2 separate regions of the Homo sapiens genome follow, and region 2 is linked to region 1. Evidence: read pairs that join two places in POLR2A ChIA-PET (ENCODE). Cell type or tissue: A673. All regions are shown on one strand. Each heading gives the region's core, and the rest is flanking DNA. Links, peaks and the distances in the headings are about the cores only.

What was found. ChIA-PET counts read pairs that join two places held together with the same protein. Peaks named below come from ENCODE experiments on the same cell type or tissue, not always from the same donor. Only the 100,000 strongest peaks of a DNase experiment are listed, where the experiment ranks them.
Region 2: POLR2A ChIA-PET joins it to region 1 with 22 read pairs; 2 of 35 experiments call an interaction of 5 or more read pairs at or near these places.

What each region holds. Positions count from the first base shown.
Region 1 is chr11:62,727,873-62,736,839 of GRCh38, reverse strand. TTC9C (tetratricopeptide repeat domain 9C) reads right to left here and starts at 8,354. Exons shown (of 3, transcript NM_173810.4): 1 at 7,754-8,354; 2 at 1,276-1,458. The coding sequence starts at 7,991. RefSeq lists enhancers at 7,973-8,082, 8,473-8,672, 8,923-8,967. In A673, for the core only: a CTCF peak has its summit at 3,846; a DNase peak (open chromatin) is centred at 3,819.
Region 2 is chr11:63,294,992-63,312,607 of GRCh38, reverse strand. It overlaps SLC22A10 (solute carrier family 22 member 10 (gene/pseudogene)), which reads right to left. Exons shown (of 10, transcript NM_001039752.4): 3 at 15,151-15,305; 4 at 14,881-15,049; 5 at 13,565-13,688; 6 at 12,979-13,094; 7 at 10,065-10,279; 8 at 8,392-8,500; 9 at 7,719-7,922; 10 at 825-1,601. The coding sequence ends at 1,574. Among named protein-coding and RNA genes, the nearest start is that of SLC22A10, 14 kb to the right of the region's middle. In A673, for the core only: no CTCF peak of the experiment used is centred there; no DNase peak of the experiment used is centred there; H3K27me3 peaks cover 825 bases.

The sequences.
Region 1 (8,967 bases), core at 2,792-5,291:
CTCTGTCGCCCAGGCTAGAGTGCGACACAATCTCAGCTCACCGAAACCTCTGCCTCCTGGGTTCAAGCGATTCTCCCTGCATCAGCCTCCTAAGTAGCTGGGATTACAGGGGCCTGCCATCACGCCCAGCTTTTTTTTTTTTTTCCGAGACGGAGCCGCCCTCTGTCCCCTAGGCTGGAATGCACCGGCAGGATCTCAGCTCACTGCAAGCTCCGCCTCCCAAGTTCATGCCATTCTCCTACCTCAGCCTCCTGAGTACCTGGGACTACAGGCCCTCACCACCACGTCCGGCTAATTTTTTGTATTTTTAATAGAGACGGAGTTTCCCCATGTTAGCCAGGATGGTCTCGATCTCCTGACCTCGTAATCCGCCCACCTCGGCCTCCCAAAGTGCTGGGATTACAGGTGTGAGCCACTGCGCCCGGCCACACCCGGCTGATTTTTGTATTTTTATTTTTTTTAGTAGAGATGGGTTCCGCCATGTTGGCCAGGCTGGTCTTGAAATCCTGACCTCAGGTGATCTGCCCGCCTTGGCCTCCCAAAGTGCTGGGATTACAAGTGTAAGCCACCGTACCCAGCCCCAAAAAACAACACTGTTTTTTTTTTTTTTTTTTTTTTTTGAGACAGAATCTCGTTCTTGTTGCCCAGGATCTCGGCTCACCGCAACCTCCGCCTCCTGGGTTCAAGCAATTCTCCTGCCTCAGCCTCCCGAGTAGCTGGGTTTACAGGCATGCGCCACCATGCCTGGCTAATTTTGTATTTTTAGTAGAGATGGGGTTTCTCCATGTTGGTCAGGCTGGTCTCAAACTCCTGACCTCAGGTGATCCACCCACTTTGGTCTCCCAAAGTGCTGAGATAACAGATGTGAGCCACCCCACCTGGCCTGCCTATTTTATATATATATTCATGTATATGTATAAATATATACACTGTATATTTATAAATAAAAGCACGTTGATATACATATATTTATATATTAGAATAGGCATACATACATATATGAAACAGACATACCAACATATATATTGTGTATGTCTGATTAAGCATCAACCCCCTACACATGAAACTAATAATACTGCTTTTCTGTGGAGACAAGAACACAAGAGTGGAAAAAGGTCTGTTCATCGTATACTTTTTCAGTTCGAATTCTCAACCATGTGAATGTATTACTTATTGAAAATAATACATTGGCAAAGTAAAATAAAACCCCCTTTCCACAGATCCACCCCAGCAAGACAATTTTGTCTTTACCATTTCAAAGCCCTTCTTGCTTACCTTTAGGCTGCCTATTCACGGCAGCCAGGAGGTAGTGGCGGGCCTGGTCATAGTCCTGCAGATGGAAAAAGGCCACTCCGGCCCGATACAAGGCCTTGGCATTATCAGGCTGTCGTTCCAGGACTTTCTGACTATATTCTCTCACTCGTTCGTAGTTCACGGGCTCCATCTGAAGGAGACAAGCTAATGGGCCAAATGAAAAGAGAGAAGAGGTAGGAGGGGCTCGTTACACCAGGTTCCACTGGCCAGCTCAAGACAGTACTGAACAGGGTGGTAACAACATTCAGTCAACAAATGCTAAAGTGTCTCCCATATGCCAGACACTCTTCTACACACTGGGGATGCAGCAGTGAATAAAAGCTTCACATATCGGCCAGGTGCAGTGGCTCATGCCTGTAATCCCAGCACTTTGGGAGGCCGAGACGGGTGGATCACCTGAGGTCGGGAGTTCGAGATCAGCCTGACAACATGGAGAAACCCCGTCTCTACTGAAAATAAAAATTAGCCAGGTGTGGTGGCGCATGCCTGTAATCCCAGCTACTCGGGAGGGTGAGGCAAGAGAATCGCTTGGACCTGGGAGACGGAGGTTTCGGTGAGCCGAGATCGTGCCATTGCACTCTAGCCTGGGGAACAAGAGTGAAACTTTGTCTCAAAACAAAACAAAAAATTCATATATCTTGTAATCTACTTCAATATTTACTGATTTTCTGCTACATATTTAGTAGCCAGTTAGGCTTGGCTATAAAGCTGGTAAGAACATACTTTAAAATTTATTTAAAACTCGGCTGAGCATGGTGGCTCATGCTGTAATCCTAGCACTTTGGGAGGCTGAGGTAGGAGATTTGCTTGAGCCCAGGAGTTCAAGACCAGCCTGGGCAACATAGTGAGACCCTCCCCTGTCCCTTTTTTTTGGCAGAGTATTCACTGCAGTGTTATAAGAAGTGTATTCCGAATAACAAATGTATTCTTTTTTTATTATTTTTTTAAGACAGAGTCTCACTCATCAGCTAGGCTGGAGTGCAGTGGCATGATCTTGGCTCACTGCAACCTCCAGGTTCAACCAATTCTTCTGCCTCAGCCTCCCGAGTAGCTGGGATTACCCATGTCCAGCTAATTTTTGTGTTTTCAGTAGAGATGGGGTTTCACCATGTTGGCCAGGCTGTTCTCAAACTCCTGACCTCAAGTGATCTGTCCACCTTGGCCTCCCAAAGTACTGGGATTATAGGCATGAGCCACTATGCCCAGGTGAGACCCTATTTTTTTTTTTGAGATGGAGTCTCGCTCTGTCGCCCAGGCTGGAGTGCAATGGCGCGATCTCAGCTCACGGCAACCTCCGCCTCCTGGGTTCAAGTGATTCTCCTGCCTCAGCTTCCCGAGTAGCTGGGATTACAGGCACACATCACCATGCCCGGCTAATTTTTGTATTTTTGTAGAGATGGGTTTTCGCCATGTTGGCCAGGCTTGTCTTGAACTCCTGACCTCAGGTGATTCGCTGGCCTCAGCCTCCCAATGTACTGGGATTATAGACGTGAACCACCCTGCCCAGCCCCCTCATTATTATTATTATTTTTTGAGATGGAGGTCTCGCTCTGTCGTGCAGGCTGGAGTGCAGTAGCGTGATCTTGGCTCATCGCAACCTCTGCCTCCCAGGTTCAAGTGATTCTTCTGCCTCAGCCTCCTGAGTAACTGGGATTATAGGCGCTCACCACCATGCCTGGCTAATTTTTGTATTTTTAGTACAGACGGGGTTTCACCATGTTGGTCAAGCTGGTCTCGAACTCCTGACCTTGTGATCCACCTGCCTCTGCCTCCCAAAGTGCTGGGATTACAGGCGTGAGTCACTGTGCCCGGCCCCATTAATTTTTTATATAAAATTAGATATGCAGTGAGCCGAGATTGTACCACTGCACTCCAGCCTGGGTTATGGAGCAAGACTCCATCTTAAAAAAAAAAAATTAGATAAATTACAATTTTTTAAAAAACAAACTAACCTTCATTGTATCTCTTCTACCTGAGGCTCTATGTCCTGAATCCCCCATTTCACCACAGTTCTTGTACTGCAGCTTTGTTAATAATGGTTGCCATTAATTGTCAGGAAATGGCAAGCGCTGTGCTATGTGCTTGATATACACTGTCTTGTTTAATCTTCGCATCTACACTATTAAATAGGTGTTACTATCTTCATTTAGTGGATGAAGAAATCAAGACTCAGACAAATAACTTGTCTAAGATCTTACAGGTTCTAGGTGGAATATGAAATTTGAATGAAGTGTTGTCTAACTCCAAAATCATCATTCTCAGTAACAATACAGCATATAACTTCACTATTCTCTTGGATGACTTAATGGGACCTTGAAATACAAACCTGCAGAGGAGTCAATTCAGGCAATTCAGGTCAATGTTCTGCCTTTTTATGATTAAGAAGGGAAACACTCCCTATTTCACAACTGTGGGAATTAAACATAGTATTATTAAATCATGGTGCTGAGAAAGATCAAGAATCAGCAGTGATGAGCACATTAAAGGGCCTGTGCTGATGTCTGTATCCCTTCTACAACATCCCCACCAAGTGGTCAAAAAAAAAAAAAAAAAGTGGAGGAATACAGAAGAAACAAGTAAATGAATTTTTTGTTTGTTTGTTTTTAGACAGAGTCTCCCTCTGTTGCCCAGGCTGGAGTGCACTGGTACGATCTTGGCTGACTGCAACCTCCACATCCCAGGTTCAAGCGATTCTCTTGCCTCAGCTTCCCAAGTAGCTGGGACTACAGGCACCTGCCACCACACCCAGCTAATTTTTAAAATATTTTTAATAGAGATGGAGTTTCACCATATCAGCCAGGATGGTCTCCATCTCCTGACCTCGTGATCTGCCTGTCATGGGCTCCCAAAGGGCTGGGATTACAGGCGTGAGCCACCGCACCTGGCCCAAGTAAATTAATTTTTTTTTTTTTTGAGACGGAGTTTTGCTCTTGTTGCCCAGGCTGGAGTGTGCAATGGCGCGATCTTGGTTCACCACAACCTCCGCCTCCCAGGTTCAAGCAATTCTCCTGCCTCAGCCTCCCTAGTAGATGCGATTACAGGCATGCACCACCACGCCTGGCTAATTTTTTTGTATTTTTAGTGCAGATGGGTTTCTCCATGTTGGTCAGGCTGGTCTTGAACTCCTGACCTCAGGTGATCCGCCCACCTCGGCCTCCCAAAGTGCTGGGATTACAGACATGAGCCACCATGCCCGGCCCAAGTAAATTAATTTTTAAAAGTGCTTTAAGAGGCTGGACGCAGTGGCTCACGCCTGTAATGCCAGCACTTTGGGAGGCTGAGGCAGGCAGATCATGAGGTCAGGAGATCGAGACCATCCTGGCTAACACGGTAAAACCCCGTCTCTACTAAAAATACAAAAAATTAGCCAGGCGTGGTGGCGGGCGCCTGTAGTCCCAGCTACTCGGGAGACTGAGGCAGGGGAATGGTGTGAACCCAGGAGGCAGAGCTTGCAGTGAGCCAGAATTGCGCCACTGACGCCAGCCTGGGCGACAGAGTGAGACTTGGTCTCAAAAAAAAAAAAAAAAAAAAAAAAAGTGCTGACCAGGCGCGGTGGCTCACACCTGTAATCCCAGCACTTTGGGAGGCCAAGGCGGGAGGATCACTAGGTCAGGAGATGGAGACCATCCTGGCTAACAAGGTGAGACCCCGTCTCTACTAAAAATACAAAAAAAAAATTAGCTGGGCGTGGTGGTGGGCGCCTGTAGTCCCAGCTATTCGGGAGGTTGGGGCAGAACGGCATGAACCTGGGAGGCAGAGCTTGCGGTGAGATCACGCCACTGCACTCCAGCCTGGGCGACAGAGCAAGACTCTGTCTCAAAAAAAAAAAAAGTGCTTTAAGAAAAATAAAACTATGTCGGGACAGAGAATGAATGAAGTCAGAGTGCTGTTTGCTTCTGGAAGGCTTTTTGGTGGGAGGAATCGGGGGACAGAGTCTTACTTGCTCTGTCACCCAGGCTGGAGGGCAGTGGCCCAATCTTGGCTCACTGCAGCCCCGGCCTCCCATGCTCAAGACATTGGCCCACCTCAGTTTCCAGAATAGCTGGGACTACCGGCAAGCACAACCATGCCTGGCTAATTTTTGTATTTTTTGTAGAGACCGGGTTGCGCCACATTTCCCAGGCTGGTCTTGAACTCCTCGGCCTACCAAGGTGTTGGGATTACAGTTGTGAGCCACTGCACCAGCTACAGAAGGCTTCTCTAAGGAAGCAACTTTTGAGTCCAAATCTGGATAAGTGTCATTCAAGGGACAGGGCATTCTAGCTGGAAAGACAGCCTACAAAAGTGTGAAGGTGGAAATGTACTTTGGACATTAAGTGTATAAAAGGGCCAGTTTGGGAAGGGCATGGTGGCTCACACCCATAATCCCAGCACTTTGGGAGGCCGAGGTGGGTGGCTCACCTGAGGTCAGGAGCTCGAGACCAGCCTGGCCAACATGGCAAAACCCCGTCTCTACTAAAAATACCAAAATTAGCCAGGCATGGTGGCAGGTGCCTGTGATCCCAGCTACTTGGAAGGCTGAGGCAGGAGAATCGCTTGAACCTGGAAGGCAAAGGTTGCAGTGAGCTGAGATCACGCCACTGCACTCCAGCCTGAGCAACAGAGTGAGACACCGTCTCAAAAAAAAAAATAAATAAATAAAATAAAAAATAAGGCCAGGCGTGGTGGCTCAAGCCTGTAATCCCAGCACTTTGGGAGGCCGAGGTGGGCGGATCACCTGAGGCTGGGAGTTTGAGACCAGTCTGACCAACATGAAGAAATCCCATCTCTACTAAAAATACAAAATTAGCAGGGCATGGTGCCACATGCCTCTAATCCCAGCTACTTGGGAGGCTGAGGAAGGAGAATTGCTTGAACCCGGGAGGCGGAGGTTGCAGTGAGCCAAGATCGTGCCATTGCACTCCAGCCTGGGCAACAAGAGCAAAATTCAGTCTCAAAAAAAATAAAAGAGCTAGTTGGTGCTGGGGCCTCGAGGTGAGTTTGGATTTTCTTCTAAGTGTGATGAGATGCCAATGGGGTGTTTCAGGCAGTGACAGGATCTGATTTCCTTATCTGTAAAATGGTGATAATCCTTGCAGTTTTGTGAAGATGGCAGATATCTGTAAATGACTGCCCAACATGTTATAGGCACTCAATAAATAAAAATTACTGGGCCGGGTGCAGTGGCTCATGCCTGTAATCCCAGCACTTTGCGAGGCCGAGGCGGGCGAATCACCTGAGGTCAGGAATCCAGACTAGCCTGGCTAACATGGTGAAACCCCGTTTCTACTAAAAATACAAAAAATTAGCCAGGCGTGGTGGCACGCGCCTGTATCCCAGCTATTCCAGAGGCTCAGGCAGGAGAATCGCCTGAACCCGGGAGGAGGAGGTTGCAGTGAGCCGAGATCGTGCCATTGCACCCCAGCTTGGGCAACAAGAGCGAAGCTCTTCTCAAAAAAAGAAAAAGGAAAAGAAAAATGAGGAAAAGCTATACGACCCACTGAATATAAGGGATCTAAACTAGCAGCTAAAGAAATGAACGTGTTTCACAAATATTAAATGTCCCTTAAATAAACAATGGCCTGACCTTAAGTATAGTTTTTCCCTATAGCATGCAAAATTACCTAAAGCTATCAACAATACCCAGAAGGCTGTTAGAAATGCAAACTGGGGCTGGGTGCGGTGGCTCACGCATGTAATCCCAGCACCTTGGAAGGTAGAGGCGCGTGGATTACCTGAGGTCAGTAGTTCAAGACCAGCCTGACCAATATTATGAAACCCCGTCTCTACTAAAAATACAAAAATTAGCTGGGCATGGTGGCGCATGCCTGTAATCCCAGCTACTCAGGAAGCTGAGGCAGGAGAATCGCTTGAACTCGGGAGGCAGAGGTTGCGGTGAGCCGAAATCACGCCACTGCACTCCAACCTGGGCAACAAGAGCGAAACTCCGTCTCAAAAAAAAAAAAAAAAAAAAAAATTAGCTGGGCGTGGTGGCTGGCGGGCGCCTGTAATCCCGGCTACTGGGCAGGCTAAGACAGGAGAATTGCTTGAACCCGGGACGGGGAGGCTGCAGTGAGCCCAGACCGCGCCAGTGCACTCCAGCCTGGGAGACAGAGCGAGACTCCATCTCAAAAAAAAATAAAATAAAATAAAATAAAATAAAATAAAATAAAAAAATAAAGAAATGCAAACTGATAGGCCCCACGTCAGACCCATCCGAATCTCTGGGGATGGGGCCGAGGAGGTTGTGTTTTAACAGACTCTCCAGGTGAAGTCTGAGAAGCCCTGCTCTATGGCAACTTAATTACAGCCGCACAGATTGACAGGTTATTCCAATTCATGGCAGAATAAATGGATGACAGTAAAAAAAAAAAAAAGTCAGCGTTTTTTCCCCCAATGTTCACAGATGTTCATGTTCCTGTCTTAATGCTCTCTAGCCACCCTTTAGCCCCGTTCTTACCAGCTAGATTGTTATAGCAGTCTGTCTGGGTGGTATGCAATATGTTTTCTTGTTCAGGCGTGAGGGCCGGGCCCTGAGGTCCGAGATTAGGTAACGGAGAGGGCAGACTCGGATCCAGACCCCGCAGCTGAAGCAGAGCTCGATGGTACCTACTCACAGCATCTCGGTACTTCCCTTCCCGGTAGCGCTGGTTCCCTTCCTCCTTGTACAGCTGAGCCTCCTGCAGACGCTTCTCCATAACTGTCGCCCACGGTTCTTGCGGAACTGGGAAGTGAAGGAGCAAGTGAAGCTCTGGGGTTGGGAGCAAAATAACTGACAGTAGCAGCCAATTTAAGGAGGCAGGAAATTACCCTTCTTCCTGGAGAGTCCCCCCACAGGGACCTGCGGTTTGCTTGTTTCTACTGAAAGCCCCACCTCTCCTTTCTGCAGTCTTTTTCTCAAGAAGTGCAGGCAAGTAGTAAGGAAAGGGATGTGGGAATAATGAAGCCCAACATTAAGTGACTTCCTAAAGAGGCGATGTGGGGGTGGATGAGACTTTCCGAAGAACTCAAGCAAGGCCCTACTCAGGAATTGTTGCGGGCGTGAGAACGCCTGGGACACTGGCTTCCGCCTTTCTATTGGACCCGCCCCCCCCCGACCTGGAAGTAGAAGGGAGTGGGCGGGACTAGTGCTAAAACTCCAGAGGGCTTCAAGCAATTCTAACTCTTCTTCCTTATTCAACATTTATTTGTTGACGTCAATAAATAAACTGGGAAGCCGAGGTGAACCACCAGCGACACTGAGGTGTCCACATAAGCGTCACAGCTGCAAGCCCACCCGGCGCCGTGACCAGTTCCTCGCCCTCTGCAGATGCCCAAACCTGGAAGTCTCCTGGGCTTCGGTTTACCAGCAGGAGCAAGGAGAGGAAAGGGTCAGAGATGCGTACAGTTTGGTATCTTGAGGGTCGCGCGCATTGCGCCACACCACCCAATCAGAAGAGGCTCCGGAAAAATAATCCCGCAGAAACGACCCCGCCTCCTCAGCGGACCAACCTGGGAAAAAAAAAAAAAAAAAATTCCCCTGGCAGCTTCGCCAATTGGAAAAATCCGGACGATCACGGATGACCAATCGGAACGGCAAATGACGATTCAAGTTGTCCAATAAGAGAAAAAGGGCGGGTTCAAGGGCCTCTGTTGCTGGGTAGAAGTTGAGGCGTTGAGGAAAAAGGAGGGCCC
Region 2 (17,616 bases), core at 6,198-8,697, 570 kb before region 1:
CAGTCTTCCATAGCGCTCCCAGGCTTATTAGGATAATGAAATTCCCGCCTAGTAAATTTTGGTCAGATCAGTTGCTCTCAAACCCTGTCTCCTGAGAAGATATTATCAATGACAATGGTGCCTGAAACTTCATTAGCAATTTTAATTTCACCCGTCTTGTGGTCCTGTGATCTCGCCCTGCCTCCATTTGCCTTGTGATATTCTATTACCTTGTGAAGTACATGATCTCTGTGACCCACACCCTATTCGAACACTCCCTCCTGTTTTGAAAATCCCTAATAAAACCTTGCTGGTTTTATGGCTCAGGGGACATCATGGAACCTACCGACATGTGACGTCTCCCCCAGATGCCCAGCTTTGAAATTTCTCTCTTTTGTACTCCGTCCCTTTATTTCTCAAACTGGTCGATGCTTTGGGAAAGTAGAAAAGAACCTATGTGAAATATCGGGGGTGAATTTTGCCCGACATCTGGCTGAATTTCCCCCGACACCTCACCACCAGTTGTTTGTTTGTTTGAGCACCAATAAATAGCATGGGCTCCCAGAGCTTGGGGCCTTCGCAGCCTCCACACTTGTGATGGCCCCCGGTCCCACTTTCTCTCTCAAATTGTCTTTTTCTCATTCCTTTGACTCCGCCAGACTTCATCGCCCCGACGACCTGGCGTTGGGTCTGATCACCCCAACATTCAGTGTATCTTCACCCACTCTGAGAATCATTAGCACTTAAAATCTTTGCTGTTTAAAATGAAAGTTTATATTTTGGTTATATAGGTTTGCCTGAAATTACTTTACTACTATATGTACTTTCATTTATTAGTCACATCATTTGAAATATAATTTTTTAATTTATAGTTATTTTATTAAATGTACATACAGTTTGAAAATTGCTGAACCTGGCCTTTGCCCTTCAATTTGAACAATATCTTTATAATATTGTAAACTATACCAGCTATTTGTTTAAAATATACAGAGAGAAAAATTACAAAGAAAAAGTAATTAAAATTCCACCATGGAAAAGTAACTAACATCATTTAGTGACTGTATTTACAAAGAGATAGTCAATGTTATTTAGTATCTAATCTTTCCGTTTTCCAATGGCTTATTATGTCAAAAGTATCATGTATTAAATGCATTTATATAGGTCTCTATTTCTGGATTTATTTTGATTTCTGGTTGCATGTACAGTATTGTTTTGACTTTTGCAACTTTATGAATTCATCACATGGTGCTTCATACACCAGCCAGCCACATCCTAATTCTGTGATTTTCTTTTGTTTCTGAATCATCTTATCTACTAGTAATTTATTGATAAATTTGTAACTTTTTAAAGGACTTCCCAAAAATATCAGATTGCTCAAGAGATTACATGTCCCCACAAGTTAATTTTGAAATAAAATGCAAATTAATGCCATAATTATAATTGAGATTCATGTATCTAATATATGTTCTTGCTGGTTGTAGGGAAAAAAACCCTTCTGGTGTGTTCTTTTCCTGTATTTTTTTTTCTGAATTTCCCCACCAATCAGCTCATGAAGGCTTCTTAAAATTTGGTCACTTTTGTGTAGCAATCATTTTTATGCCTTTTCCTTGAGATTTTTTTTTCTGGAAAAACAAAACAAAACAGAAACAATAAATTGAAAAAGAACAAACAAAAACAAACGTTCAGAAAAAATCAAAATTACTTTGTATGTCCTCTATGCACCATTGCAAGCTGAACCTCTGACCATCAGCATTTATTTATTTATTTTTTAACTTTATTTTAGGTTTAGGGGTATATGTGCAGGATTGTTATATAGCAAACAGTGTGTCACAGGGGTTTTGTGTACATATTATTTAGTTACCCAGGTAATAAGCATAGTACTCCATAGGTTTTTTTTAATCCTTTCCCTCCTCCCAATCACCACCCTCAAGTAGGCCCCAGCATCTGTAGTTCTTTGTGTCCATGTGTTTTTGTAGTTTAGCTCCCACTTATAAGTGAGAACATATGGTATTTGGTTTTCTGTTCCTGCATTAGTTTGCCTAGAATAATGTTTTCCAGCTCCACCCATGTTGCTGCAAAGGACATGTTTTTTTTTATGGCTGCATGGTATTCCATGGTATATATGTACCACATTTTCTTTATCCAGTCTACTGTTGACGGACACTTAGGTTTGTTCCATGTCTTTGCTATTGTGAATAGTGCTGCAATAGACAAACATGTGCATGTGTCTTTATAGTAGAATGAATTATATTCCTTTGAGTATATACCCAAAAATGGGATTACACCATCAGCTATTTATAAGTCAGTATTTCTAGCGAATCACACTCACTCTGTAAAAGGTCCTGCTGCCTGTGCAGATCCAAAGGGAGTTTTGAAAATTGCTACTCTCACTTGGTCTTTTTAGACCTGTGGTAAATGGCATCTTTGAAAGTTAAGGGGTGAATTAAAAAATTTAAGAAATCTCACCATTAATTATGGGTTACATTGTGTCCCCCCACCAAAGAAAATTTATATGTTGAAGTCTTAACTCTAAATACCTCAGAATGTGACATTATTCAGAAACAGTGTTGTTGCACATGTTACTAGTTAAGGCAAGGTCATATTGGAGTAGAGTGGGACCCCTCACTCAATATGACTGGTGCCCTTATAAAAAAGGAGGAATTTGAGGCCAGACGTGGTGGCTCATGCCTATCATCCCAGCACTTTGGGAGGCCAAGACAGGTGGATCACCTGAGGTCAGGAGTTCAAGACCAGGCTGATTAACATGATGAAACCCTGTCTATACAAAAATACAAAAACTAGCCTGACATGATGGTGGGTGCCTGTAATCCCAGCTACTTGGGAGGCTGAGATGGGAGAATAGTTTGAATCCAGGAGGCAGAGGTTGCACTCCAGCCTGGGTGACAGAGCGAGACTCTATCTAAAAAAAAAAAAATAGTTGGGGGAAATTTGAATGTAGAGACACACACGTGGGGAAAAATGCCATGTGAAGATTACAGTTGGGAAACTATACCCAAGGATCTACCAGAAGTGAGAAGAGGTGTCTGGAATAGATTCTTCCCTACAGACTTCAGTGAGGTCAAGTCCTTTTCAATAAATTGATCTCAGACTTCTAGCTTCCAGAACTGTGAGACAATAAATTTCTTTTCTTAAGTGCCTAAGTTTGTGATATCTTGTTATGAAAGACATAAGAAGTGAATATGCTATTTTTATTATTTTAACATTATTTCTTGTCACCAATCAAATTAAACCCAAACAAGAATATCCCAAGAAAAATTATAATAAACTCTCAAAGAGCAGACAAATAGAGCGTCCTGAAAGCACCAAGAAAAAAAGAAGCAAATAATATATAAGGGAGATCCAATATGCCTGGAAGCAGACTTGTAGCTGAAAATGTGCAGGCCAGAAAGGATTGAGATGATATATGCAGAATGCTGAAGGAAAAAAAAAAAGACTGCTGTCCAAGAATACTCTACCCAGAAAAGCTATATTTCAGAAATGAGTTGAGATAAAAAGACTTTCCCAGGCAAAAAAAAAAAATGCTGAGGGAATTCATCACTATCTCCTACAAGAAATGCTAAATGGAGTTTTTTGAACTTAAAGAAAAGGGCATTAATGTGATTGTTACTCTAGTACTGTAATTGTGGCATGTAAACCACTTACTTATATCTTTAGTATGAAAACTAAAAAAAACCTATCAAAAATAATAACTACAATAATTTGTTAAGAGGTGGGCAAAATAAAAGTGTAAATCATGACAAAAATCAAAACGTGGAAGGAGAGTTGAATTGTACCAGATTATTCTGTTTCTTCTCTTTTCTTTGTGATCAGTGTCAAGTTGCTATCATTTAAAATAACTTGTTATAATTATATAATTTTGTATAAGCCTTGTGGTAACTGCAAAGCAAAAACCTATAATAGATATGCTAAAATTAAAACACAAAGAATCAAAATATACTACTAGAGAAAACCACAAATAAAAACTGTAAAAGTGAAAGCAGGGGAAAAAAATGTACAAAACAAGTAGAAAATCGGTAACAAAATGGCAGTGTTAAGCCCTTACCTATTAATAATTACCTTGAATGTAAATGGACTAAATTCTGCAATTAAAGACGTAGAATGATTGAATGGATTTTTTTTAACTTAATTATATGCTGCCTATAAGAGACTCATTTCAACTATAAGGACACACGTAGACTTGAATTGAACAAAAGGAAAAAGTATTTCATGCAAATGAAAACTAAAAAAGACTAGGAGTAGCTATGCTTATATCAGATAAAATAAACATTATGGTCTTGTTTCTTTTTGCAGTTTTTTTTTTTTTTTGCCAGAAACTGCAAAAAGAGATAAGACCATATATAATACTTAAGGGGTCAATACAGCAATAGGATAAAACAATTATAAATATATATGCCCCAACATCAGAGCACCTAAATATATGGAGCAAATATTAATAGACCTAAATGGAGTGATAGTCTGCATAAAATAATAATAGGAGACTTTCAGCAATGGACAGATCATCCAGATAGAAAATCAACAAAGAAATATTAAAATTAAATCACATCCTAGATCCAACATTTACAGAACATTTCATCCAACAGCTACACAAGACAAATTCTTCTCAGAAGCACACAGAACATTTTTCAGGTTAAATCCTATGTTAGGCCACAAAACAAAACTCAACAATTTTTTTTAAAATCAAAATAATTTCAAATATCTTTTCTGATCACAATGCAATAGAACTAGAAATTAGTAACAGAAAGAAAGAACTTTGGAAAACTTACAAATACATGGAAATTAAACAACATGCTCCTAAACAGTCATTGGGTGAATGAAGAAATAAAAACAAAATTTAAAAATTTCCTGAGACAAAAGAAAATGGAAACACAACATACCAAAACCTATGGGATACAGCAAAAGCCATTCTAAGAGGGAAGTTTATAGCATTAAATATCTACATCAAAAAAATTTAAAGATCTCAAATAAACAACCTGATATTAAACCTAAAGGAACTAGAAAAACAAAAACAAACTAAAACCAAAATTAGTAGAAGGAAATAATAAATATCAGAGCAAAAATAAATAAAAAAGACAAAAATACAAAAGATTAGGAAAATTTGTTTGTTTTTTGAAAAGACAAACAACATCAACAAGCCTTAGCCAGACTAAGAAAAAAGAGAGATGACTCAAATAAAATTAGAGATGGCAGAGGAGACATCACCACTGATATCACAAAAAGGATCCTTAGAGACTGTTATGAACAAATACAAACCAAAAAATTAAAAAACAGAAAAAAAAAACAAACAGAAAAATCCCTAGACACATACAAACCTACTAAGACTGAATCATGGAGAAGTAGAAAACCTCAACAGGCCAATAAAAAGATAAGGAAATTGAATCAATAATAAAAAGTCTCCCATTAAAGAAAAGCCCAGGACTTGATGCCTTCACAGGTGAATTCTACTAAACATTTAAAGAAGGAATTCTAAAATAGCAAAAATATACAAATGGAATTATATCAAACTAAAGAGGCTTTATGCCGCAAAGAAAACAATCAATGAAGTGAAGAGACAGCCTGCAGAGTGAAATAAAATATTCACAAACTACGCGTCTAACAAGGGACTAATAACTAAAACACAAGAGGAGCTCAAGAGTAAAAAACAAAGTGTGATTTGAAAATGGGCAAAAGATCTGAATAGACATTTCATAAAAGAAGACACATGAATGCCCAATAGTTATATGAAAAAATACTCAACATCACCAATCATTGATAAAAAACAAATTAAAGCCACAATGAGATGTCATCTCATTCCAATTAGAATGGCTATTACCAAAAAGTCATAAAATAGCAAATGATAGTAAAGATGTAGAGAAAGAGGAATTTATACATGATTGGTAGAAATGCAAATTAGTACAGCCATTATGGAAAACAGTATGAAGGTTCCTCAACAAATGAAAAGTTAACCACCATAATATCCAGCAATCCCACTATTGAGTATATATCCAAAGGAAATGAAATTGGTATGTCAAAGAAATATTTGCATTCCCATGTTTTACAGCACTATTCACCATAGGCAAGATATGGAATTAACCTAAGTGTCCATCAACAGATAAAGTAGATTTTGAAGAGAGAGAGATATATATATACTCAGTGGAATATACTTAATGGAATACAATTTGGCCATAAAAAAGAATGAAATCCTGTCCACTTAACATGGATTATGATGTGTTAATGACAACATGGATTAACCATGTTAAGTGAAATAAGAGAAGCACATGACAAATGCTGCATGATCTCACTCATATGTAGAATCTTTCAAAAGTTGATTTCATAGAAGTTGATAGTAGAATAGTGGTTGTCAGAGGCTAGGGAAGGAAGAAGGTAGGGGGAGATAGGAACAGGTTCATCAACAGGTACAAAGCTACAGTTTGTTAGGAGAAAGAAATTATAGGCTAGGCACGGTACTCACACCTGTAATCCCAGCACTTTGGGAGGCTGAGGCAGGTGGATCACGAGGTCAGGAGATCGAGATCATCCTGGCTAACAGGGCAAAACCCTGTCTCTACTAAAAATACAAAAAATTAGCTGGGCGTGGTGGCGGGCTACTCAGGAGGCTAAGGCAGGAGAATCACTATAATCCGGGAGGCAGAGGTTGCAGTGAGCTGAGATTGTGCCAGTGCACTCCATCCTGGGCAACAGAGTGAGACTCTGTCTAAAAAAAAAAAAATTCTAGTGTTCTATGGCACAGTACGGTGACCATAATTAGCAATAATGTATTATATATTTCAAAAGAGCTATAAGAAAGGATTTGAATGTCCTCACCCCAAAAAATGATGTGTTTAAGATTATAGATATGCTAATTACCATGATTTCTATGTATCAAAACGTCACACTGTTCCCCATAAATATGTGCAATTATTTTGAGTCAATTAAAAACAAAATAAAAGGCCAAGGCAGGGGGATTGCTTGAACACAGGAGTTCAAGACCAGCCTGGGCAACATGGTGAAACCCAATCTCTACTAAAAATACAAAAATTTAGCCATGTGTAGAGGCGTGTGCCAGCTACTCAAGAGGCAGAGGTGGGAGAATCACCTGAGCCCAGGAACTCGAGGCTTCAGTAAGCTGTGATTGCACCACCGCACTTCAGACTGGATGACAGAGGAGACCCCATCTTTAAATATACAAATAAAATGAAACTTTAAAATTAAAAAATAAAAATACTTTTTCCTAGTTTCTTATTTTCTCTATCCTCAAACCTTCTATTACTCATGGCAGCAAGGTTGACTGAATTTCACAGGCAACTAAACAAGAGTTATCTCCTTTACTATCTTTTCAAGGAGGATCTTTAACTCTTTGTGATATTTCTGAACATTCTTCCTTCACTATTTTGTTTCCTTCCCCACCATATCCCAAGCTCTATGAATCCAAGAATCATTAAATACCATCATGAGCGTGTGTCTTTCATGAGGAAAGGTAGTATGTGCCATCACAACATAGCTCATTTTTATCTCTTTATCACTAAAACTACCAATGAGGGTGTCTCTGTACTCTAGAGTTGGAACTCAGAATGGATAGAGCTGGCCCTGCTGCTAATGAAAGGCAATGGCCCAAGTGGAAGTAGCTCAGGAAAGGCTAAGCTTTCACAATAATCTCAAGGATCCACATGGAGTTTTTCATTTCTTATCACGGATATAGAGTACACTGCTTCTCTCAGGACATGGCTAAAAGATTCACTCACTGATTTTCCACATCCTTGATGGTGTCAGGCAAAGGCAGATTCTTGGTTTCTGGTAGGAGGAAGACAATAAGGCCACCAATGATGGGGAAGATTCCATAAATGATCCATGGCAAAGTGGTAAAAAATACCGTTAAGGTCATCAAGAGGGGAGCCAGTGCTGCTCCAATCCTACTAGCCGTTAAATCTATTCCTGAAGCTCTTGCCCTACAGATAAATAACAATACATGATAATCAGAAAAAAAATCTACACATGTAATTTGTGACATATTATTTTGACTTGACTGCAGAAGACAATAAAACACAATCATTAGGTACATGGGCAAACAGCTGCTTTTGAGATTTTCTCTATGATTTTCTAGCTGTTTTTAATCAGGTTCAGTGTGAGTTAAGACTCCTTTTCATCATTTTAAACAGACAGTTACACATGACACCTACGCTGATGAGTGGTCCGAAAGATTAGTGAGATGATACATTAAAATACTGTCTAGCACAGTAGATAGTGCAAAGTCAGCTTGCAATAATCATTGGCCATAATTTTTGTTAGTGTATTATTAGTATTATAAATGATTGCTTTTAAAATAATAAACAGGTCTCAGCTTTATTCCCTCAGTAAGTATTGTTTAGTGGGAAATTCTTATTTTGGGCTCAGGTGGAGCATCTGTATCTCTTATACCTGAGAACAGTGGGGATGAGTTCAATGAAGTGAACAGCAACACTGGAAAAAGTAGCAGCAGAACAGCCGATTCCCAGACATGCCAAAGCCACACGCAGGGTCTGCATTTCTGGCAAAAGGAAGAGACCAGTGAGACTCTGATATCTGGGCCGAAGGAAGCAACATCCACCAAACTTAATTTAAAAACAATCTATCGAGTATTTGCATGTTTGAAAAATACTGTAGAAAACTGAATAGTGCCAGAGAACATCCAGAGGTTGATAAGCTGAGAAATTATCAGCTTAGAATTATCAACATAGGTGGCAAAAAGTGCATAATATTATCTGCATTAATGCAGGAAATCTCTCTGTATATCTAAGATTTTTCAGAGAGGGAGGAGAAACGGTGACTCTAGCAGAAATTTTTTCTTACTTATTCTGTCCAGTATTCGCTATGCCCATTCTATAGAAGGTAGAACCAGCATGTGGACAATTACTGAGGAGTCTGAGACTCAGCACTGTACTTGAGAACTTTACAATTAAAGTGCAGAATTTAAAGGGACCAGCCATCCTAGATTTCCCAGGGATGAAGGGGTTTTAGTGAAGTTAAATTTTTATTGATAAAACCAAGAAAGTCCCAGGTAAATCTGGGTAACTCAGTCAATCTAGTACAGACACAGTATTGTCACGAGTTGGAATTGTACAAGAGACTAATGAAAAAACTCCTTTGTAAGTGGGCAGAGTAGAGAGGCTAGATCCAGAATAATAGGCATAAGGAACCAAGCAATGGAACTTCTGCTTGGGGAAAAATAAATTCAGAATTTGGAAACCATTAAAAGGAAGTTTCAGAGAATGTTTTCTGCCTAATATAGAAAGAAAGAGAATTATAGATTTATAAGATTAGAAAGTGCTCGATGTAAGTCAGGAGATATACATTATTGATAATATTCAGGAAGAGGAATCAAGTTCCCCAATCTATTATGCGGTAAAATACATTCTTGTATTGGGAAGCAGGGAAGGCATAGTGCCTACTAAGGTTCCCCTAATCATTACATACAATCATCATATTAACTTATAAAATAGTCTAACAGGGAGTGAAATAGGCTTTTAATCTGCCTAGTTTATTGTCCCTATCATATATTCTTTCTCTGCTTGTAAACAAAGGATTTCTACTTCGTTAAAGTCAAAAAGGTTTCCCCTAATCAAGGGCTGCATTCATGGTGACTTAACATCACGTCCAAGTGTGGCTACACGGATAGCAGTGAGTAGACTGGTCACTGAAGACATAGTAATGAGGAAGAACCTAGACAGAGCCCACACAAAGGAAGCAATCATATCGTGTCCTCAAATGGGATATAATCGCAAGGCCTAGACATGCCATGCTTGTTATCAAAAGTGTGATTAACCAAAGGGCAAGTGATCAATTGATCTCCTAGAGAAACCGTCAGGAATGAATGTCACCACTATCCAGCTGCTTCCAGAGTTGATGAAGATAAATACACATCTGAGCTGCCCCTGGCTCTTTTCTCAATTATTAGCCAAATTCGTTTTACACGCTCATATTGCTTTGAGGGAATATGTAGCCTTTAAATGGCACTCCTCTTTATTCCTGGTTTTAGGCAAGTGTGACCAATACAATTCCTGAAGAACAAAGAGAAGACATTTTCTTTCCCCCAAAGTCCAGTCTTCTCTCACCTTTGGGCACAAACGTGTTGGCCAAAATGGAAAGGCCCACCAGGAACATGAACAATATCTGGCTTATTCGACGGCCCATATGATTTAGTGTCAAAAGAGCAAGACATCGAACTATGAGAGCGACAGCTCCATAAAGTACCTGCAACAGGAAAATGTTGCTCCCCACATGCTGAAGATTGACCATGGTACCATAAAAAGGTATTGTGTTTGCAAATCTGTGGTGAACAAAATAGAAGAGACACATGTCATAAGGTTTAGAGCCTATGTCCCGCAGTTGATTATCATATTGGCCCAGGCAGTTATTGGTCAGTGTTAAGGAATAAAGGCTCGGTAAAATTTGTAGAGTTCTTTGTTTTAAAGATGGTGATCTTAGAGCTATCATGAATAATTGCATGACATTACATAAGAACAGGACTCCTGTCAGTCATTCTTTTGTCCAAGTTCCCAAGCAGATAGTTGATAATGACAGGGAAACTTAACCTGAATCAGTCATCAAACTCAATGGTATATAAGCATTGAACACAGAAGAATTAAAGCTTGAAAATTAGGGAAATAATTCATTTTCTGAGAGCTGTCAGTATGCTGTAAGTGCTCTCTCTCTTCTCCCCAGTGCTACTACAGTGAAGAACTTTCCCTTTGCTAGAGAGTAAGGCTCCAAAAAGACTACGTGCCTGGCAGCACTGTCTGGGAGCACAGTGTTCTGGTGCCTGACACAATTCCAAGACATTTAAGGTGAGAAACAGTGGCTATCTCCTGAGGGGTCAGAGCAGAGACAGAGAATGTGATGAGTGAATAAGCACACTGTATGGACACAGAGGCAGGGATACATGTGTTTCTCTCATAGACCATCTGTGTGGGCTCTTTCCAAGTAAGAGCTGACCAGGAGCCATTTTAAGTAAAAAAATGACCATTCAACCACTCCACGTCTTTAATTGCAGAATTTAATCCATTAACACTTAAGGTAATTATTGATAGGTAAGGGTTTAACACTGCCATTTTGTTACTTGTTTTCTACTTCTTTTGTAGATTTTTTTTCCCCTTTGTTTCACTTTGACAGTTTTTATTTGTGGTTTTCTCTAGTAGTATCTTTTGGTTCTTTGTGTTTTAATTTTAGCATATCAATTATAGGTTTTTGCTTTGCAGTTACCACAAGGCTTGTAAAAAATGTTATATAGTTATAACAAGTTATTTTAAATGATAACACGTTGACACTGATCGCAAAGAAAAGAGAAGAAACAAACAAACAAAAAAATCTGGTACAATTCAATGCAGAGGATGCCTGAGGAGGATGTTTCTCACTAAAGAGGTTCATATCTCATTCCCCAGAGCTAAGAAAAAGTGTCAGAATCCAGGCAAACAAACCTACACCAACTTCACCATAGGAAATAAAATCAGAGGTTCCTACCGAGGATCTTCAATATACCCAGAAAGCATCTACAGAGAACTAGTCCACATTAATGATCTACCACACCCAGAAAGAGCTAGCTTTAGACATTATGGCAGAAGAAACTACCATAGATCATAGCAATTCCAAGCAAGTAAGTCCTTTTCTGACCACTATCTCTACTTTTTTGACCCACTCTGACTGTCTAGGATTCAGAAGCCAGAGTCTGTAATGTAGTGGATAGGGGAAAAGTGATAAAGCACAATGCAATTAAATGAAGTAGCCACCTATAGGATATGCCTAGGAAGAGGTAAACTGTATAATTTAATAGTACTGTCTTCAGCTTGGAAGTGGACATACGCTCTCCTGTAACACTTTTTATAAGTTTTCAAAAATTTAGAATTATATTTAAAATTTTTCCTACTGACACTACCAAAGTAAGTACTTACATGTCCCCAAGAGACAATGTACAAGCTTGCCTACAGAAGCCCTTCTGCGAACACCCGAAATTGGAAATATGTAAAAGTCCACCAACAAAGAAGTAGGTAAAGAAATTGTTCTGTATTCATCTATTGGAATACTGAAACACTGGGAAGGAGAACAACCTACTATTACAAGCAACAGCACTGATAAATCTTGAAGGAATAAAGTTGAGGAAAAGGAGCCTGTGACAAACGGAGCCATGTTATCTTTTACATTTTGTGAAGGTCAAAATCAGGCAATAATCCTTCATGGTGATGGAGGCCAGAACTGTTCTTAAGTTATTTTTGGCAGGGGCAGTTTTTATTGCTGTAGATGATGCACAAGGAGGCCTTCCAAGGTTTTTCTACATCTTGATCTGGGTGTTGATTACATTTTCTTTTTTCTTTCTTTTTTTTTTTTTTCTTTTGAGACAGAGTCTTACTCTTTCACCCAGGCTGGAGTACAGTGGCACAATCTTGGCTCACTGCAACCTTCACCTCCCGGGTTCAAGCAATTCTTATGCCTCAACCTCCTAAGTAGCTGAGACTACAGCTTTGCACCACCACTCCTGGCTAATTTTTGTATTTTTAGTAGAGACGGGGTTTCACCATGTTGGCCAGGCTGGTCTCGAACTCCTGACCTCAGGTGATCCACCTGCCTTAGCCTCCTAAAGTGTTGGGATTACAGGCATGAGCCATCACGCCTGACTTGATTACACTTTTTATGTATAAAAATATTCATGGAGTTGTATACATTCATAATCTGTGCACATTACTAAGATTTGTTTCAAGTAGAATTGAAAAAAATAAAGAAAATTAAACAACACAATTTACCTCAGTATCAATCACCAATGATGAGACTGGTAGGATGATGTGAGTCTACATAACCCTCTGCCTCTCTTCAAATGTAGCAGTTACCTGTGTATTTTCTTCATCTTTTATCTACAAATCAGTCCTAAACACACACACACACACACACACACACACACTACTGTTGCAACCTTTGAAATAAGAAAGTGATTCATGTCACCAAACTTTTAATGCTCCTCATATACTATACGAAGCCTACCTCAAAAATACCAGGATACAGATCCTTTTACGCATACTGGGGTTGCGGAACAAGTCACACACAGTAGTTTTGGTCTGTGCTGCATCCAGCTCCTCCTGCATGGTGGATCTTACAACCTTCAATAATAAACATTTATCATTTATCAACATCATCCCAGGCATTGTTGTGAGAACTGGCACTTAGTAGGACAAGAGAAATATGTTCCCTTTCTCTCGAGTGTGATATATGATATGCAATTACAGAAGTGAAAGCGGTGTGAAGAAAAATGAAGGAGAACATTAAAGGAGCCTCCAGGAAATTATGCAGCAATAAAGACATTTGAAAATAAGGCCCCAAAGGGTTATAGTGTATCCACAAGGATGCATAGGTTGTAGATTCAGATCAGGAAGTGAACTAAAGAAAGAGATAGTTACATAATTCCCAAAGCTTCTTTTATATGAGATGGCCTTGAAAAAATAAGAACCGAGCTTGTGTTCTCAGCTAGCTGCCCTTCTTAGAAGCAGTTAGTCTGTCTCAATAAGGAGAAGGCAGATGTCAGCGTATGTCTTCCCTTCAACCCAGTAACCACCTTCCCTTTCCTACTCACCTCTATGTTCAGGGTTTCTTCAGCATTCTTTATTCCATTTGTGCGTGCAACTTTTCTAAGTGCCTTTAAGCCCTCATCTAGTTTATTGGTGATTATCAACCACCGAGCAGATTCCACCAGCCACCTGATACAAGAAAAATACACAAGTGCAGTCATCTCTGTCTTTCTTATTAGTCATATGATTATTGGCTATGGATGCCTTTTGTCTTCCATTTATTATCCACCACTTAGTTGTATTGAAAACACAAAGTCCTATTTTATTATACAAATACTAGGAAAATATGACCATGATCCTGCAATACACCTTCAAGGTTTAGCAACAGACTTTGGAGACAAATCACTTCTTTGTTTGATCACAGGAAAATTTTCAAAGAAGTCTGTGAAGCTTAAGCTTTAGGGTCCCTACATGCGTAAGTTCTTTCCAAAGTTTGGCGTGAGTTCTAGCAAATTTATGTTCATGATATGTATTGTTTAAGAAAAATAAGTCTTCAACTTATGTAAGGTTAAAGCTGCTCAAAGGTTGGAAGTACTTCTGCCACTACCAGCTATGCTGGTAACTTACTATGCAAGTGAGTCACTCATTTACATCTACTTCAGTTTCCTCATCAATAAAACAAAAACAGCAGTGCCATATTCCTTACTGGGTTGTTATGAAGATGAAATAAGATAATGGAAGAGTCTGACATGGATTATACTCTACTGTCTATCGGAATTCATCTCACTGTGTGAAATATATAGTAATATCTCAATATTCCAGTAATTTCTAACTGAATCTGATGCTTCCATAGATTGGTTTCAAATGTAGAGATGAAATTAGCCACAAATAAATGTTTGTTAAAATTATCTAATGGAGGAGGAAGTGCTGAACACATGCTATAAATCACTCAGTCTGCCCAACTTTTAGTACTGGTGAAATGGTCCTGCACTATTGTCAAAGAGTTATATGAATACACTTGTGGTTTCTTCCAATTTCACCTATAAAAGTGAAAAACATTACACATATCACCATAACTTGATTTATTTCAAGGCAAAAATGAATCAAAGATATTCTTTTTGAAACATCTGAATCTATATGTTTAGTAAAAAAAAGATGGAATCATTCTATGTCTACAATAAAAGTTTTTCCAATTTTATGTCAGAACTCCCAGGCAGAAGAGCCATTGCTATTTACCATTTTTTCTCAAGCTGCACAGAGTGAATAAATGAGAACATGGGTCTAGGTCCAGAAGTGGCAATAAGAAAATCAATATGTTCTTATTCAATATTCATTTTCATCCCAGGACCCCATAAGGCAAAGTGAGAGAGAAAGCTCCTACCTTGAAAGAAGAAAGAAGACAAAGAAAGGTACAGACGCCACCACGTGCAGGGTTTGCCAGTCTCGGAAGACATAAGCCAAGCCTCCCAGGATTATCTGTCCAATACTAAGGGCACCAGATGACAATATTACTACCAGGGCTTTAGAGTTGGGCCTTATCCACTCAGTAACTGAAAGAAAACCCATATAGCATTTAAGGTCAAATAGAGATGAAATTTCAAGGTCAAATTAAAGGGTCATAAAATAGAGAAGATCACAATTATTGACTTACTGGGCAAAGAATTATTTGATATAATGATCATGGAAGAAAAACCTGCCAAGAAGCGTAGTACACAGTAAACAGGGAAGGTGGGAGCGAAGGCAGCGCAGGTGTCAGTAATGGCAAGCTGGAGCAAACACCATCTGAGAATAAATCTTCGCCCAAACCTGAGAAACAGCGAGTCATGTTAGATTATGACAGCAATAATAATTTATGGTAAAAACTTAAGAAAATGAAAGCTCACTCTAAAATTTGATAATATTTTAACTAATTATTTTGTGTACTTTAAATCCTGAAATATCAAGAGCTAAATTGACACAGAAATATCCTCAGAAGTAACCCTCCCTGTTTATAATATACACTAACAATATCAAAATCAAACCTTCATCACTTAATAATAAGAAGGCCTCTGATACCAACAGATACTGTAGAAAAGAAGCTACAATGTTGGAAATTGTAATATGAATAAGTATCTACTATATTGACATATGTATCCAGCATAGTAGAGAGTCTACATAGTATATGAAATACAAGGGAGCTAAATATGTATTTGGGTCTCTAAGACCATGCAGGCCAAGGCTAAACTTATGTATAAGATACATCAGTGGAACAATGCATCAAAGTTTCTGTTGGGTTGCCTAAGAGGCTCTCATAAAGAAACATGGACTCCCATTGTTGATCTGGGTTTATAGGCCTCTGTGTTCCAGCTAGAACAAAATATAAGAGAGCCACAACCCAGAAAGAGAAAAGTACAGAAACTTCTCAGAGGAAAAAAATACGTAGAAAGTAGAGTGAAGGGAGAGAGAAAGTGAAGGCTGAAAAGGGAAAGGAAATTTGGCATTTTACAGGGTGTTTGTAAAGACAGGTCTTAAAGGGGACAACTTGGACTAAATGGGGTGTGCTTATTGTATATGCCCAGTAATATTAACAAACAAAGTTTTGGGTTGGGAACTGTTCTACATTTGAAATGGAACTCTAGATATATTTAAATAGTATCTAGAGGAGTGGTATCAGCAAGATAGCTAAGTAGAGACTCCTGACACTCATTCCCCCCAACCCACACACCAATGAGAAAAAAACCAAGGCAACAAATAAACAGGTAAGATTTCACTAGAGTGTGGAAGGGAGAGCACTGCAATGCAGCGAGGGGGTGGAGACACACCTGTGGAGATTGGAAGTCCAGGAGGGCAGCATGGAGGCACCCAGCCTCTGTAGCAGAAGAACCCACCAGTCTCCATTGCCACCACAAACAGCAACAGTTCTTACCATAGGAGAATTTCATAGTCCGCACAAGTCCTGAGTCCAAAAGAGAGCTGCCGAAAATTTACCCAACTGCATTGCCCAGATTAGGGGCACAAAGTATTATTCCCCAGGTCACGCCTATCCCTTGTGAGTCAAGCTGTTGCAGCATGGCACCATCTTGAGACCAGAGCCACCTCTGGAGTGCATCCTGTCCTGGGGGCCAGTAGCCACTGCACCTCTCCAGCACTGGAACTCTATCTTCATTCCATGAAGCCCACATCAGTGACTGAACACCACAACCCCAGCAGTGCAGAGTCTGGGCTTAGGATCAGTGGTGGCTCTGGTCCTACAAAGCAGAGAAACAAATCCCACCACCCTCATTTTCATCTGGAAAAACAATCTGGCAATTCTGCCCAGGGTGAACCCACTGTTGAGCCAGCTAAACTGCTGCATACCCTTCCCCAAGGGGGAAAGACCCTGGAACTCTATGCAACTAACAGCCTTCCAGCCAGTAAAGCCTGCTCCTATGCTCCTCTTTCTAGAACCTGAGGATAGCTCCATGATGCTCCACCCCCTGCAGACAAGCCCTTGGTATGCCCAATGGCCCTGCACCTGCAATCAGGATGTCAGAACAACTGAAAGCTTCGCTGGCACTCAGACCTCCAGGCTGGCTGAGTAGCTGTGTGCCCATGTCCTGGGTCTGAGAAAACAGCCCTGTGGGGGACTACTGGCAGGCTTGCCACCAGCCTGGCAGAGCAACCTCATGTATGTGTTCCTGGCCAGAATAATAGCTCCATAAGTCTAACTTGGCTTAACTTGGCCAAATCACCACGTGCATGCATGCACCCCACATCTGAGAAACAGCCTGGCAAGCCGACCCCCAGCAAAGCCTTACCACAACCATAACCAACTCTTGCAGCCTATGCCACTAAGACACTAGCACATGTCACTAGCCTAGGTTAAAGCTGAAGAAACTACACAGAAAGAATACTACTGTGCCCACCTAGAACCAAAGCCTGACACACCCCATAAAACTGACGACACAAGACCCATTCATACAAATAAGCCTTTCCTTATGAAATCTCTTCATAAAATTGTAAGAGGCAACCTTTCCACTCAACCAAAGAAATCAATGTAGAGACAAATCAAACATTACAAAGGAAAGAAATTTGACACATTTAAAGGACCACAATAATTTTCCTGTAACCGGCCCCAATTATAGACAAATATACAAAA